Linked DNA regions of Homo sapiens: region 1 is linked to region 2. A link is a loop called in an ENCODE intact Hi-C map of the cell type or tissue named here. Cell type or tissue: OCI-LY7. All regions are shown on one strand. Links, peaks and the distances in the headings refer to the core of each region. The heading gives the core; the rest is flanking DNA. Region 1 has its middle 83 kb from the start of CTH. Region 2 overlaps ANKRD13C (ankyrin repeat domain 13C).

Evidence for each region. Hi-C counts contacts between places; a loop is a spot of excess contacts. Peaks named below come from ENCODE experiments on the same cell type or tissue, not always from the same donor. Only the 100,000 strongest peaks of a DNase experiment are listed, where the experiment ranks them.
Region 1: it touches region 2 in a loop (2.5-fold over the local background); 1 of 110 quality-filtered maps calls a loop at or near these places.

Annotation. Positions count from the first base shown.
Region 1 is chr1:70,492,371-70,496,771 of GRCh38, forward strand. No RefSeq gene overlaps it. Among named protein-coding and RNA genes, the nearest start is that of CTH, 83 kb to the left of the region's middle. In OCI-LY7, for the core only: no CTCF peak of the experiment used is centred there; no DNase peak of the experiment used is centred there.
Region 2 is chr1:70,275,863-70,280,263 of GRCh38, forward strand. ANKRD13C (ankyrin repeat domain 13C) reads right to left here. Exons shown (of 13, transcript NM_030816.5): 10 at 903-982. Among named protein-coding and RNA genes, the nearest start is that of SRSF11, 57 kb to the left of the region's middle. In OCI-LY7, for the core only: no CTCF peak of the experiment used is centred there; a DNase peak (open chromatin) is centred at 2,249.

The sequences.
Region 1 (4,401 bases), core at 166-4,165, 220 kb after region 2:
TACTCTACCAAAAAACTCTTAGAATTGACAAACCAATTAAGTAAAGTTGCAGAATACAAAGAAATGTACAAAAATCAGTAGGATTTTTGTAGGCTAACAGGAATCAATATTAAAAAATCAAGAAAGCAATCCTATTTACAATAGCTATTAAAAATCCCTATGAATCAATTAACCAAAGAAGTGCAGGATCTCCATAAAAGAGAAAGCATACAACAGTAATGAAAAACATTGAGGATACCAAAAAATGGAAAGATACTCCATGTTCATGGATTGGAAGAATTAATATTGTTAGAATGTCTTTACTATCCAAAGCGATCTACAGATTCAAGACAATCCCTATCAAAGTACCAATGACATTCTCACAAAAATAGAAAAAGAGATTGGTTCATGTGACACCATTTAACAAATAGTAGCGTAAATTGTCAATTTAAAATTTGAGATGTGAGAACTGCAAAAGGGAGAAAATTATTTTCTAACCTATAAATGAAATAGAAATGCTACATTTTACCATGGCATGTCACTAGCACAATTTTCAGTTATTACTACACATAAGCTTTATCAAAAAGTTTCTCATATTAAATTAACAAATATTTTTTGGTACCTTGGTATAAGGCAGGCACACCAACTTAATTCTGCCAAACATTTAATCCATTTGCCTTCGTCTGCTCAAGTTGTGTGTGTTTGTGTGTTGTTAAAAAGTGATCTCATTTTAGTTAACTGGATAGAGATTTTATTTCAAAATGCTTATCGTGAGAATTCCGCATTTGAAATACATATATTTTTCTATTAAGTTAAATGAGCAATCAACTTCCAGACTGAAGTTATTTTTATACATAATAAGTAGTTAGCAATATGACTTGATTTCTAAAGCCTTGAAAAAGCTGCCTTTTCCTAAACACCTCCCATGTCAAATGCTACCTGAAAGAACCAATATTACAACCTCTTAATTCCTTCCTCCTTCACTTCCCCACCCCTTCTTTCTCCCTTCTCCTTTCTTTTTCCTCCCACTGTCTCTCCCTCTTCCCTTGTATTCCACTTTTTCTTTTATAAATATTTACTGAATGCCTTTTATAATCCGGCAACGTAAGAGTTGGGGAGCTCTTTGTATTGTAATAAAGTACATACAGTTCTCTTTCCTAAGAAGCCCAGTGCCTAGTCAGGCAAAAAGATGTCTAACAACTTGTAAGAAAGATTGCATTGCCATAATGAAGGTGTGAATAAAGTATTGTAGGGAGCCAGAGAAAGTTTCATAGAAAGGAGACTATTTGAACTAAATCTTGATTAATAATTAAGCATTAAGGGTGAAAAAGACATTAAGTATTGCCCTCTCAACATGCAAATACTTCTGAGATTTCAAAATTTCAGAAAACATTATTATTATTATTATTATTTTTTAGTAGAGACAGAGTCTTGTTTTGTTGACCAGACCGGTCCCAAACTCCTGGGCTCAAGTGGTCCTCCTGCCTTGACCTCTCCCAATGCTGAGATTATAGGCATGAGCCACTGTGCCCAGCCAGAAAACATTTATTATGCACATAATTATCTAAGGTACTATGTCAGAAAATGGGGCATTAAGAAAAAAATAAGACTTGGTTCTTTTCCTTGAGGATCATAGTTTCCTAGGAGGAAAGAGGTTTCTAAAATATGTATTCTTAGGCTGGGTGCGGTGGCTCACGCCTGTAATCCCAGCACTTTGGGAGGCCGAGAAGGGTGGATCACGAGGTCAGGATATCAAGACCATTCTGCCCAACATGGTGAAACCCTGTCTCTACCACAAAATACAAAAATTAGCCAGGTGTGGCAGCATGCATCTGTAGTCCCAGCTACTCGCGAGGCTGAGGCAGGAGAATTGCTTGAACCCGGGAGGCGCAGGCTGCAGTGAGTCGAGATTGTGCCACTGCACTCCAGCCTGGGCGACAGTGTGAGACTAAGTCTCAAAAAAAAAAAAAAAAAAGGTATTCTTAGTATATTGCAAGGACAGACACTTTGCTTTTATGGGAGTAGGGGTAGAGGCAGGAAGGTTAGGGGTAGGGTTTCAAACAAAATTAGTTCACGGGAATTGAGCCTATAAGATGACAAATGTTACAGAGAGAAAAACTACCAAGTGTTATTCATGCTGAGATGGGTGTTTCTGGGTCCTGGGAATCTCCTCTCACTCAGTTTGCCTCTAATTCTGTACCTGACAATTCTCACACTGCTGAGACTCCACTGGAGCAGGGCAGAACCAGCCACTTACAGATGAGTTAGATGTAAGATACCTCCAGAGACTCCAGACTACGTACAGGTGCCTTCAGAGAGCTGGGAGCTCCTTCTATAGGAGCCAAGCTGACGCAAGACTAGCAACTTTGGTAAAAAGAGCTAGTCATTACCCTCTTAATGTGAATTCATTTATGTATTGATTTGCTCCATGTCCTGGGCATCAAAATCCAGGCATTTAGAAAAAGAAGGATCTCTAAAAAGGGGTGAGCAGTGAGAGAAGACTGTAGAAAGAAGGAAGGAATAATAGAGAAACTTCACCCACTTCTTTGATAAGTAGGACCAGACTCCATGAGCCATTGATTACTTCTTGTGTCAGACTGGCACATATCAAGGAATTGAGTTTAGGGCCCAGCTGTGACCCCTGCAGGAAAATTTTTATTTGTACTTGGAAAATTATTTGTTTTTTATGTTTATTTGCTTTTAAGTACAGTTGTCCCTTGATATATGCAGGGGATTTGTTCCAGGCCCCCATCCATACCAAAATCCTTGCATACTCAAGCCCCACAGTGGGTCCTGCAGAACCTGAGTATATACAAACAGTTGGCCCTCCATATAGGTAGCTTTTGCATTTCTTTAATACTGGATTTTCAATCTAAGTTTGGTTGAAAAATCTCAGTATAAGTGGACATACACAGTCCAAATCTGTGTTGTTGAAGAGTCAACTGTTTAATGAAATTGATATGGTATAACTTTAGGGACTTTGATTCTCAACTACTCTAATGATACAAACTAGGTAATTTAACTCTGTGCACCTGCATTCAAGCTAATTCTTGGCTCTAAACTGTGGAATATAGGAGCACATGTTCTCAGGATCTCCCGAGGGCTGTGTCACAGAAATTTATATATATATAAAACAAGAAAGCTGGCACCTGAGTACGATAATTAAATTGGCAGAGATATTGAAATATGATCCCTGGAGGTTATTGATTATATGGCTCCCAGTAGTCTAATCTTTGGAGTTAAATCAACACATCCTGGTTTTAATGTAGGCCATGAATTGGAGCCTGCTTCTGCTTCATGACACTTAGAACAATGATTCTAAATATCTTTCAAGTTCACAAAGCTAGAATTTTTGAATTTTTTAATGCTAGATTTCTGTGGCATACTTAATGGAATTAATTTACCTCCATTCACAAATGATTGCTCTCTTTTGATTTGCTCTAATCTTGCATTGCTGTTTGATTAGAATGCTCATTTCCCTTATCTGGCTCACTTATATATGCAAGAGGCAAATTACTTCATGTTTCAATAAATAAATAATTATATTTTGGTCTCAGTTTGGGGTTAAGTTGTGTCTGTGTTACTCTTTTGTAAGCTGGATATTTCCTTATACCATTTTTATGGCCTATTTAGCTCAGAGTTTTGGCTCATAGATATTGCTGTAATATAGAGCTCTTCAGTTGTAGTGAAAGTGAAGTTTACACATTAAATAAAATAAGAAACTTTAAGATTTGTGCTACTTTGGCATGTAAAGTCTCACTTATAAACACATTATCTCATTTGTCAGGTGTTCATTGGCCAAATCAAATGTTTTCATTTGGGGCACTTGAAAGGATAGTATAATGCAGTTTCCCACCTCAAAATATTTTTTTATGTAATAAAGGAGATAAGAAAGTTAGCAAAATGAACGTGCTATAAAGGATGGTAAATGAGTCACAAGAATTCATAGGAGAGCAATTTCACTCTTGGGTAGTATCAGGCAGGTGGCTAGGCCCCTGCCACAGTTGGAGACCTTGAGCACCTTTCCCCATGGCTGGCCTTTACTCACACCAAGGGCTAGATGCCTTTGTACAGGGCACAACCTGCACAACTGTACCCTATAGTCTTGGCTTTGGGTAAGTATGACTTTATGTAAACAGCAGTTTTGAGCTGAGCAAAAGGGCTATAAAAACTATCCCTCCTTTTAGTAATCCAGATGGTGTGTTTATGATACGAAAGAGTAACACTTCAAGCATAGAAAAGACATTATTTACATTTTAGAAAATTAAAAATACTTTTGATAAAAGAACATTTTTAAGTAAGAGAAAATTAATGTGTTATTTTGTAAAAAGATGATAAGAGATCAAATTGCAGAGGTAGGATTAGTTCCATCTGATTCACAGAAACAACACTGCAATCAAATTCCCATTCGATAGCCACCAC
Region 2 (4,401 bases), core at 162-4,161:
AGGTGAGAAAATGGCTTGAACCTGGGAGGCGGAGGTTGCAGTGAGCTGAGATCACGCCCACTGCACTCCAGCCTGGGCGACAGAGCAAGACTCCATCTCAAAAAAAAAAAAAAAAAAAAACTATAAAAATATTAAGATGGAAACATCTTGGAGAATTCAGAAAAATATAACAAAACTTTCAATAAGAAAAAAAAATGACAACTTCTTCCTAAACAGGAGCAGGAAAGCAATATTTTATATTTTATTCTCCACCAAAAGGAAATAATGGTTGGCCAGGATACACTTTTTACTTATCTATTTATTAAAAATAAACCCTTTCTTTATTCATTCATCATTCTTTTAGTCAATAAATATAAACTGAGTATGAGCTATGTGGTAGGCACTCTACTGTTAGTAATATTACATCAGCAAAGGTCCTATGGAAGGACAGTGAGAAGTAGTCTAGCATAGGTTGAAACTAAAGGATAATGACAGGTGAGGAGCTTGGAAAGGCAAAAAGAAGATAAATAATGAATGGGCTTGCACACTATGCTAAAAAATCAGGATAATCACAAAATAGAAAAGCTCATCATACAATGGGAAATCTCAAATAAGCAACTGTCCTGCGCAATTTCCTATATCATATTTCCTTAGAACAGTGTCTTTTAGTTTTTTAGGTGTGTATAAATTGACAGGATGGATACAGAAAGATCTACAACCATTTGCAAAGAGGGTACATAATTTGGGACACTTTGCCCTTATCATATTTAATCCATATTTTTAAAAGGTAGAAGAATTGCTTCAGTCAAAAATATACCAATAATTCTCTCCAAAATAATTTACGCCAAAATATTCACATATTCAGTTTTTACAAATTATTCTTTCTAAAAACCAAATAACACATAAACAAGAAAAAAACTTACTTTCCATTTTCAGCAGATATATATTCTTCCCATGTAATAGTGTTCTGAGGAGGAGGTGTAAGAGACTGTCTTCGAATCGGCTGCCAAAAAAAAAAAAGAAAGAAAGTGGGGTGGGGGAGAAAGAAAGATGTTATTTTTTAAATATAAGATTAAAATACATCGTAAACTATTAAAACTAACAATCTACTTAATCTCTTCAATATAATACTTGAAAAGGTTCCTTCCAAGATCGTTCCATGGTGGTTTAAGCTCTATTGGTAATATTTATTATCAATTTTTTTTTAAATCCCAAAAAGACAAATATCAAAATAATAACACCCATTCAGTCAATGCTTCAATCATCTAAAATGTTCCTGTCATTATACTAGCTGCTGAACATGGAACTACAGAGAAGTGTAAAAACTAACTCTGGGCCAGGCATAGTGGCTCATGCCGGTAATCCCAGCACTTTGGGAGGCCAAGGCGGGTGGATCACGAGGTCAGGAGTTCAAGATCAGCTTAGCCAAGATGGTGAAACCCCGTCTTTACTAAAAATGCAAAAGAATTATCCGGGCGTGATGGTGAGTGCCTGTAATCCCAGCTACTCAGGAGGCTGAGGCAGAGAATTGCTTGAATCTAGGAGGTGGAGGTTGCAGTGAGCCGAGATCGTGCCACTGCACTCCAGCCTGGGTGACAGAAGCAGACTCCACCTCAAAAAAAAAAAAAACAAAACTCTGATTCAAGGAATTTACAATTCAGTTGGAAAGAAAAAAAAAATACAGACATGAACAGTTAACCAGAAATATAAAAGAGCATATTATTAAAGGCCAAATGAGATTATAGAAAATAGAAAATATATGAGAAAAGATAGCAATCTTCTGTGGGTAAAGATCAAGACTATGCAATTGGACTTCAGATTTAAATGAAGATGAAACAGAGTGTTTTTAAAACAGAGAAAATTAAAGGTAAAAAACACAAGAAGACTGATTTAAACTCAGATGGGAAGTTCAAAACGGAGATCAACAGTAGATGGTAAAAATCGCAAAGGTCAGATTTTAAAACTTTCACCCTATCTTTGCTAAATATGAATTTCAATCACTATAAGATGAACTGGCAATAAGGAACTAAACTCTGGAGCAGAAAAGGAAATTGGAAATTCCTGGGCCAGGTGCAGTGGCTCATGCCTGTAATCCCAATACTTCGGGAGACAAAGACAGGAGAATCACTTGAGCCCATGAGTTTGAGACCAGCCTAGGCAACATAATGAGGCTCTGTTTCTTAAAAAAAAAAAAAAAATTAGCTGAGTGTGGTGGTGCGTGCCTGTGGTCTCAGCTGCTTGAAAAGCTGAGGCGGGAGGATCACTTGAGACCAGGAAGTTGATGCTGCAGTAAGCCATGATTATGCCACTGCACTCCAGCCTGGGTAACAAAGTAAGACCCTGCCTCACAGAAAAAAAAAAAAAGAACTGGCCAGGCGTGGTGGCTCATGCCTGTAATCCTAGCACTTCGGGAGGTCAAGGCAGGTGGATCACTTGAGGTGAGGGGTTCAAGACCAGCCTGGCCTATATGGTGAAACCCCATCTCTACTAAAAATACAAAAATTAGCCAGGCGTAGTGGCTCGCACCTGTAATCCTAGCCACTCAGGAAGCTGAGGCAGGAGAATCACCTGAACCCAGGAGGCAGAGATTGCAGTGACCTGAGATCACACCACTGCACTCCATGACCCAAGATCACACCACTGCACTCCAGCCTGGGAAACAGAGCGACTCTATGTCTCAAGAAAACAAAACAAAACAAAAACCTCATAAATTAAAAAAAAATTTTTTTTCAATTGCTAATGAAAACCTAACAGGACTATGGAGCAAAAAGACAATAAGTGAAAGACTAATATGAATAATAAGATGTTAATAACATTGAGAGGGTCTCATTCAAGAAATGTGGTTTTACATATAATTAGTGTAAGATGTTAATGAGCCATATATTAGAGTTGTTAAAATCAAGGATTGCTAAGACACAAAATTGAGTTAGAATCCCAGCTCCAATACCTGGTAGTTGTGTGAATTTGGGCAAGTTACTTTCTATTATGTCAACTTAACTCACTTGCAAAATGGGAATTGGGCCACTAACTCATAGTTAAAAATTAATGGAGATAACGTATATAAAAAACTTAGTGCAGGTCAGGTGTGGTGCCTCATGCCTATAATCCTGGCACTTTGGGAGGCCAAGGCAGGTTGATCCCTTGAGCTCAGGAGTTTGAGACTAGCCTGGGCAGCATGGCAAAACCCCATCTCTACAAAAAATACAAAAAAAAAAAGTAGCCAGGCATGGTGGCACACATCTGTGGTCCCAGCTACTTGAAGGGCCAAGGTGGGAGGATTCCTTGAGCCCAGGACATGGAGGCTGCAGTGAGCCGAGATCATGCCACTGCACTCCGGCCTACAGGACAGAACATGACTCTGTCTCAAAAGAAATTAAAAAAGAGAGAGAGAGAGGGAAGCAGTAAATGGAGGAAAAGCTTTTTCTCTACCCTCCGTTTTCTGCCGAACTACAGAGTATAAATTTTGCTTCACTGGAGATAACTCTATACTCTTACTAGCCCAGTGACAGCACCAGAGGAATTTGCAAACAAACCTTACTCCTTTCCTGTCCTTGGAAACCTAAAATCACTTTCATTTGTCCTGTCATTTCTCTATAAATTTATTGTTCTTTGTTGAAGATGCTATATAAGTAGAGTTCTAAGCCACTATTTTGAGCTACTTTTTTTTTTTTTTTTTTTTTTTGAGACATAGTCTTGCTCTGTTACCCAGGCTGGAGTGCAGTGGCACAATCTCGGTTCACTGCAACCTCCGCCTCCCAGGTTCAAGCAATATTTCTGCCTCAGCCTCCTGAGTTGGGATTACAGGTGTGCATCATCAAGCCCAGCTAATTTTTGTATTTTTAATAGAGATGGGGTTTCACCATGTTGGCTGGGCTGGTCTCAAACTCCTGGCCTCAAGTGATCTGCCCAACTCAGCCTCCCAAAGTGCTGGGATTACAGGCATAAGCCACTGTGATCAGCCCTTGAGTTACTTTTCCTTGGGGTTTCTTGTGTGGTGTGCGGCACGCATTAATAAACTTGTTTGCTTTTCCCTTATAAATCTGTCTTTTGGTACGAGAGTCCATCTCAACTAAGAACTAAGTTTGGAAGAGGTAAAGTTTAGTTTCCCTTATGGTATAATGGAGGCCAAAAGAAAAGACTGTTTCAATATCACACTACAGAGACTTTGAAGAGAAAGAAGCCTGAAAAAGCCATAAATTTTGTTGGTTAGAAGTCATTGATGATCTCTGAGTAGCAGCCGAGGGATGTGGAAAGAAAGGAAACAGAGTTTTTTAGTATCAGGCAAGATGAAAGACAATGTTCTTTCCTTGAGAAGCTTATCAAGAGACACAAAAAGTAAATACTTATAATTGAGGGTGACAGGGGCTATGATATAATTGAGGGTGACAGGGGCTACAGAATGATATAAACATGCACAGAAGA